Linked DNA regions of Homo sapiens: region 1 is linked to region 2. A link is an interaction called in ENCODE POLR2A ChIA-PET data of the cell type or tissue named here. Cell type or tissue: Caco-2. All regions are shown on one strand. Each heading gives the region's core, and the rest is flanking DNA. Links, peaks and the distances in the headings are about the cores only. Region 1 has its middle 53 kb from the start of BCOR. Region 2 has its middle 36 kb from the start of LINC03099.

The links. Peaks named below come from ENCODE experiments on the same cell type or tissue, not always from the same donor. Only the 100,000 strongest peaks of a DNase experiment are listed, where the experiment ranks them.
Region 1: POLR2A ChIA-PET joins it to region 2 with 12 read pairs; 2 of 35 experiments call an interaction of 5 or more read pairs at or near these places.

What each region holds. Positions count from the first base shown.
Region 1 is chrX:40,149,410-40,152,308 of GRCh38, reverse strand. It overlaps a transcript of BCOR not described here. Among named protein-coding and RNA genes, the nearest start is that of BCOR, 53 kb to the right of the region's middle. In Caco-2, for the core only: no CTCF peak of the experiment used is centred there; no DNase peak of the experiment used is centred there.
Region 2 is chrX:40,297,047-40,299,945 of GRCh38, reverse strand. No RefSeq gene overlaps it. Among named protein-coding and RNA genes, the nearest start is that of LINC03099, 36 kb to the right of the region's middle. In Caco-2, for the core only: a CTCF peak has its summit at 538; DNase peaks (open chromatin) are centred at 685 and 1,675; H3K4me3 peaks cover 308 bases.

The DNA of each region.
Region 1 (2,899 bases), core at 176-2,675, 150 kb after region 2:
TATCAAAGGGACGGGGTGGGGAGGGGTGAAGAGCGCACAAGGGGCGCTCAGGGCTGTCGAAGCGCCTGGGTTCTGAGCATATCCCCGCCGCCGCCTGTCCCCTTGCAGGACTAAATTCCCCGGCCCGAGTGAGCGAAAGACAAATACTCTAGTGACTTGGAGGTGTTTCTCTCTCCGGATACCCCCCTGCAACCCCACCAACCCCTACCCACCGTGCCCAGTGAACTTCTCTCCACCCCACCCCGTGGGGACCGCTGCACTAGCTGTGCCCACGAGCGCCAGGCCTTCTCGTCGGCGCAGCGCTGCCTTAGATCCCGCTCCACCTCTTCCCCTCTCCTGGGCCTGTGGCCGGCCCCTGGCGCCTCCAGCGCGGCCTGAAACTTGATCTCACGTCGAAAGGACAGTGTGTAAACACCAGGCGCGCTCCGAGAACCCACGGGAGGGGCCGAGCGAGGGCCGCCGGGGCAGCTCGAGGCCCCGCGCCCCCGCCTGCCTGCTCGCCCGGGACACGATCGGCGGGGCCGCCGTCTCGCTCTCTGCCTCCCCAGTTGGCTCAGCTAATTGGAGCCGCCGCCGCCGCCACCGCTGCGGCCTCTTGTTGAATTTTCTAGATCGCAACCGTTCAGTCGTGGCTGCCTGTCGCTCCCCTCCCCCTTCCACAGCTGTTACCTCTGCCGGCAACTTGGTGGTGGTGGGGACCCGTCCCCCCGCTGACCCTGGCCTCAGGCTCCGAGTTCACCCCAGCAGTTCCAGGGGGTGTTTTTCTTCGAGACGTGGGAAGGGAGGTAAAGCCTTATCGGAACTGTGAGGCTTCGTGCCAGAATCCAAGGCTCGGGTACTAGCCAGAGGATCCTCCCGGCAGAAGGCCATGGTCCTCCCTGTCTTACACCAGGAGGTAGTGACAGTCCCGGAGGGAGGGGCTCCAGGAACAACTCTGCTGGCGACTTCTGTTCATTCCAGGAAAACATTACAGAAGGGTGAGGTGATGGGAGGCAGAAAGATCCCCCCTCCCTCCTGCTTGCCCCAATCCCTGTCAGCACTTGGGCATTTGGGACTTGGTGTGTAGGTTCCTTCTGCAGCAGAGCTCACCTGCGCCTTGGGCCTAATCCACCCACATGCCACAAGGATGCTTTTCCTCTTGGTTTGGAGTACCTGGTGGGTCCAGGGGGGAAGTGCCACCCTTAGTGGGTTCTGGAGGTACAACTCCCCCATGCTGGGTCAGTTCTATGCTTGTACCAGGAGGCCCTCCTGGGCCTTGGTCCTTCCCAGCCATCCCCAGCCTTAGCCTCCTTTCCCCTTGGCCAGCTGTCTCATGCCTTAACCACACATCTGTGCTAGCTGCAAAAGGTCCCGCCTGTATGGATCTGTAAGAGGCCCAGAGCTCGGCCCCATGGTTGAGGTGGGAAGATGTGAAGCAGTTTGCTAGTGCAGGAATCATGAAGATATTGTTGATGATGGCAGAGCAGTTCCTGGTCTCCAGCATTGCCTTAGAATGGCTTTTCCTCGTGGTAGAACTTTCGCTAGTGGGTTTCACAGGCTCAGGGCCCAATCTTGTGAAAGTAGCTACACTCCCCAGCCCGGAAACACATAAATACACATAGGCAAACTCCCAGGAGGCTGGGTGTAGGAACCACCACCGGGGGGATCTGCAGCAGCCAGAGAATGTCTGCTTTTCCTGTGATGGTTCTGAGAAGGGCGCCTGTTCCCTCCCTTTGATGGTTCTCTGACAACTGTTAGGTAACAAAGAGTGGAGGCCACAGGCTCATTAACTGTCATTTTCCACCTCTTTCCTCCGCTTCTAACTTTTACCCAAATTACTACTTTGGAGTTTTCCTGAGGTGTTCTCTCCATCTATTTATAACTAGAGCAAGATTTCCAACTCAATCCTTATTGATTTAAACTATGATAAAAATGAATCCATAAAATTATTATTATAATTTGGTGTCTAAGATGACATTTCACTAGGTCAAGTTCACACAGTTTTTGGCATCTAAAATCCCCCAGGCCTTTCCAATCAGATAACCTAAGTGTGTTTCCCACTGTCAGTTTCTCTTCCCTTTCCGTAGTGGAAAAAAACTGAATCCTCTCAAAGATGTTTATTCTCCTTCACTCCTACCCCATCAGTCTGTGAGAACCTTGTTTCTGTTTAGGGTAAGGTATATTTCTATGTTTTGATAAAGAAGAGAGTAATACATGTTCCTCTTCAGGCCTGAAAAGATAATTATGCATCCTGGGAGCTTGCTCTTCTCCTGGCTGTTTAACGGACAATCTGGATTCTGGCTCTGGAGCAGGAATGCTTCGATGTCCCAGTCTCCTTCTCGTCCCCTTTCCTCTGTCACCACTCAGCCATCACCAGGCCTTTAGGCGGGTCACACGGCCTGAGGATTTCTGTTCTGAAGGCTCAGAGTGCCTCAGAAGATTGCAGCTCAGAGCCTGGTATCATGCATTCACATTTCTTTTACTGTGCAAAGCATATTCGGAGCCATTGGGATTCCTGTTCCATCTCTCTGAAAGCTTATGCCAAGAGCTCCCCATGGGGCCTATGGTGATGGATGTCATGAGGCCCAGGAAGGAGCCATCATGGTGGGAAGAGTTGAGAGCCTGCATGTAAGACTCAGACTCGAACCAAACCTAAGTGCAAATAACAAGGAAAAAAAGCAACTCCGCGCACCTGGCTGGTACCCTGCTTGGAAACAAACCGTACCTCCCCACCCTCCCATCTCAAAGCTAGTAGAGCCTAGGGGCACACCATTCCTTTGGCTTCCCTTTAGCTTGACCTGGGAATGGCGCAGTTAAGCATATCAGGAAGCTGAGATGCATCCACTACTCCTCACTTCCCCTGGCGCTGGGCTCAGCTTGGCTGAACTTGCCGTTCCTGTCTTTTTAGAAGAGCTGGTTG
Region 2 (2,899 bases), core at 170-2,669:
AGACCGAGGCACGGAGCGGTTACGTGACTCATGCGCGGTTACACAGCTGACATATGCTGGAGCAGGAGACTTCACCTTCCGTTTCCTCCTTTCCTGCCTCCTGACCTCTGAAATGGAGGGGCAGAAACAGGACCTAATGGACCCAGGCTCTTCCTCTAATGCTCTCTGGGTCTCTGCTTGCTCATTTCTTTTGTCAAATGTGATAACAAACCTCCTCCCCAAAGCCCCCGACAGGGGTGTTTTGAAGCTTGAAAGGTACAGTAAATGTGAAAGTGTTAATATCAACCAAACCAAAGTGCTAGGCAAAGTGAGAGTCTCCTGTTTTTTCTTTCCTCTTCGGACTCCTCTTGGCTTCCTGCAAATCAAAGTTATGAGAGGGGTGCGGTGGGAGTAGCTTAAGGAGCAGAGCTGGCTGGCAAGAGGGGGTTGAGGTGTGGGAAAAAGCCGCTGGGGTCTTTTCCTGGCTGGAAAGGGGCTGGGAAGCGACTCTCCTTTTAGGACCTAGCAGGGGAACCATTCGTCTTATAACTCCAGGAGGCGCCATTCACATAGGATACAATGCTAATGGTGACCCCTGGAGTCATTCCACATGCCCATCGGGCTGGGTGCTAGAAAATTCTAGAAAGGACACTTCTGCCTAGGGAACAGCCCCAGCCCTGACCGCGGTCCCTGGCCGTGGAGAGCAGGAGCTGAAAGGCCTGAGGTGTTGGAGCTGGGGGCCGTGGTAGGGAAAGGGCAGAGGCTAAGGGAGGGATCGGGGAGGCCAGGGCTGGCAAAGTGGGGTGGGGGCAGGCGTTAGAGAAAAGCTCAGGGAAGCTCCCTCCCCCACCCGCGCCCCGCCCCCGCCCGGGCTGTGGGAGGGAGACCCTGACCACATCAGGGGTGTGTGGCGAGGAAATGAGGCCTCCTCAGGAACGAGCTGCAAATGAGAACCGTATGGAGTTTCGGGATCCCCGAAGGAACACAGGGAAAGGATACAGTTGCGTCCATGGGAAAGTTATTATCATCTCCGCTGAAGTTAAACATTCGGGAGGGTCTGCTTTCCATCTCCTCCGCCTGAGAGCCTGTGAAGGGGGAGGCGCGTCGGGGGCTTGTCCGGAGGGCCTGGCCGGTCACATTTTCCGAGGGGAGTCAGGGACAGGGAGAGGCTGTTAGAGGCAGCCAGGGCCCTGAGGAGGTCCTCTGAGCCTCCAGCCTGTGCTCCTGCCCTGCGTCTGCCTCGCTCTTTCTCCAGTGCTGAGAAATCCATTGCTCCTCTCTCCTGCTCGGGGCTGCGCTCTGCAGGGGTGTCAGGGCTGCGCTCTGCAGGGGTGTCGGGGCTGGGCTTCACCTCTGCAAGTTCCTGGGCAGATGGAGAGGGGGAGGAAAGAGAGGCCCTGGCCCCTGAACAGGAAAGCTGGAAATGTGGAACTCAGGGAGATCTAAAGGAAGAATTCGGGCTTCTGGAAAATTCTCCCTCTCCTCAAAATGTACTAGAAATGGAAGTGAGTCAGGCAGAGCGGCGGGAGGACCTGTCTTCCAGGAGCTGGGCTCACCGGTGCTTACTAGTGACCTTTGAGATAATAAATCTGCCCCAGAAAATTATCTTCCTGCTGCAGCTGCCCTTAGAGGTCAGGGAGAAGGTGGACTTTCAGGTTTCACGGGGAACAAGTGTTCCAGGCCGAGGACACCGCAGCCTCCAAGCCTTCAAAGCCTGAACACCTTCTCAGGCCCCTCAGAGGCCCCTGCCTCAGAGATGGGTCCCTTCCTCCTCCTCCTCTGCCGAGGGATTTGTGATTCTCTGAGCACAAAGGGCAGAAGACTGCCTGCCTGCCTGCCTCACAGCTCCTCCCTACCCTCTGGCCCCTATCCTCATTGAAGTTTTCTGGAGTTTTCTCTCATGAGTAAGAATGAGGAAAGACAGGAGATTTATAAAGGCTCTTTTCTGACACTCATCTCCCCTAATTTTCTGGACAGACAGAAGTCCACTTGGGTGCCAATGAGGATCAGTCCAAGCCAACAATGCCCAGCCTCAGAGGGTCACCCAGGGCACTCCTCCAGGGACACGAAGGGGACCTCAGTTGTGGTGGAGCAGGTTGCTCCTTCCTCCCCACTGTCAAGCCATGTAACCTCTCAGACCAGTTTTCTCACCTGTCAAACTGAGGAGAGCAACACTGATGGCCAGAATGGTTTTCAGGATTAGCTGACAAAACACATCGAGCCCATGGAAGGTGCTCACCAAATGAAGCTTCCTTTTCCATCTGCATCCCTGACTCTGGACCAGCCCTGAGGAGACATGGGCATTGAGGACTGGCATGGAAATGAATTAGCACTTGAGTTCAGGTGCTAATAACAGAGACCTAACTACAGAGGCTTACACAAATCTGAGGGGGGTTTTGTTTTGTTTTGTTTTGTTTTGTTTTTTTGAGAAGGAGTCTTGCTCTGTCACCCAGGCTGGAGTGCAGTGGCGCAGTCTCGGCTCACTGCAACCTCCACCTCCCAGGTTCAAGCGATTCTCCTGCCTCAGCCTCTCGAGTAGCTGGGACTACAGGCATGCGCTACCATGCCTAGCTAATTTTTTTAATTATTATTATTTTTAGTAGACACGGGGTTTCACCATGTTGACCAGGCTGGTCTCGAACTCCTGACCTCAAGCAATCCACCCGCCTCGGCCTCCCAAAGTGCTGGGAATACAGGCGTGAGCCACCACACCCAGCCAAATCTGAGGTTTAATGTCTGATAAAATGAAGTCCAGAGGTGGGCAGTTTGGGGTTGGTATGGTAGTCACCAGGGACCCAGCCTCCTTGGATATTTCTGTTTTGCTTTCATTAGCATGGAGCTTCCATCTCCAAGATGACAAGATGGCTACTAGAGCTCCAACCATCATCATTCCAGGCAGACAGGTTTAGGAAGAAGAACC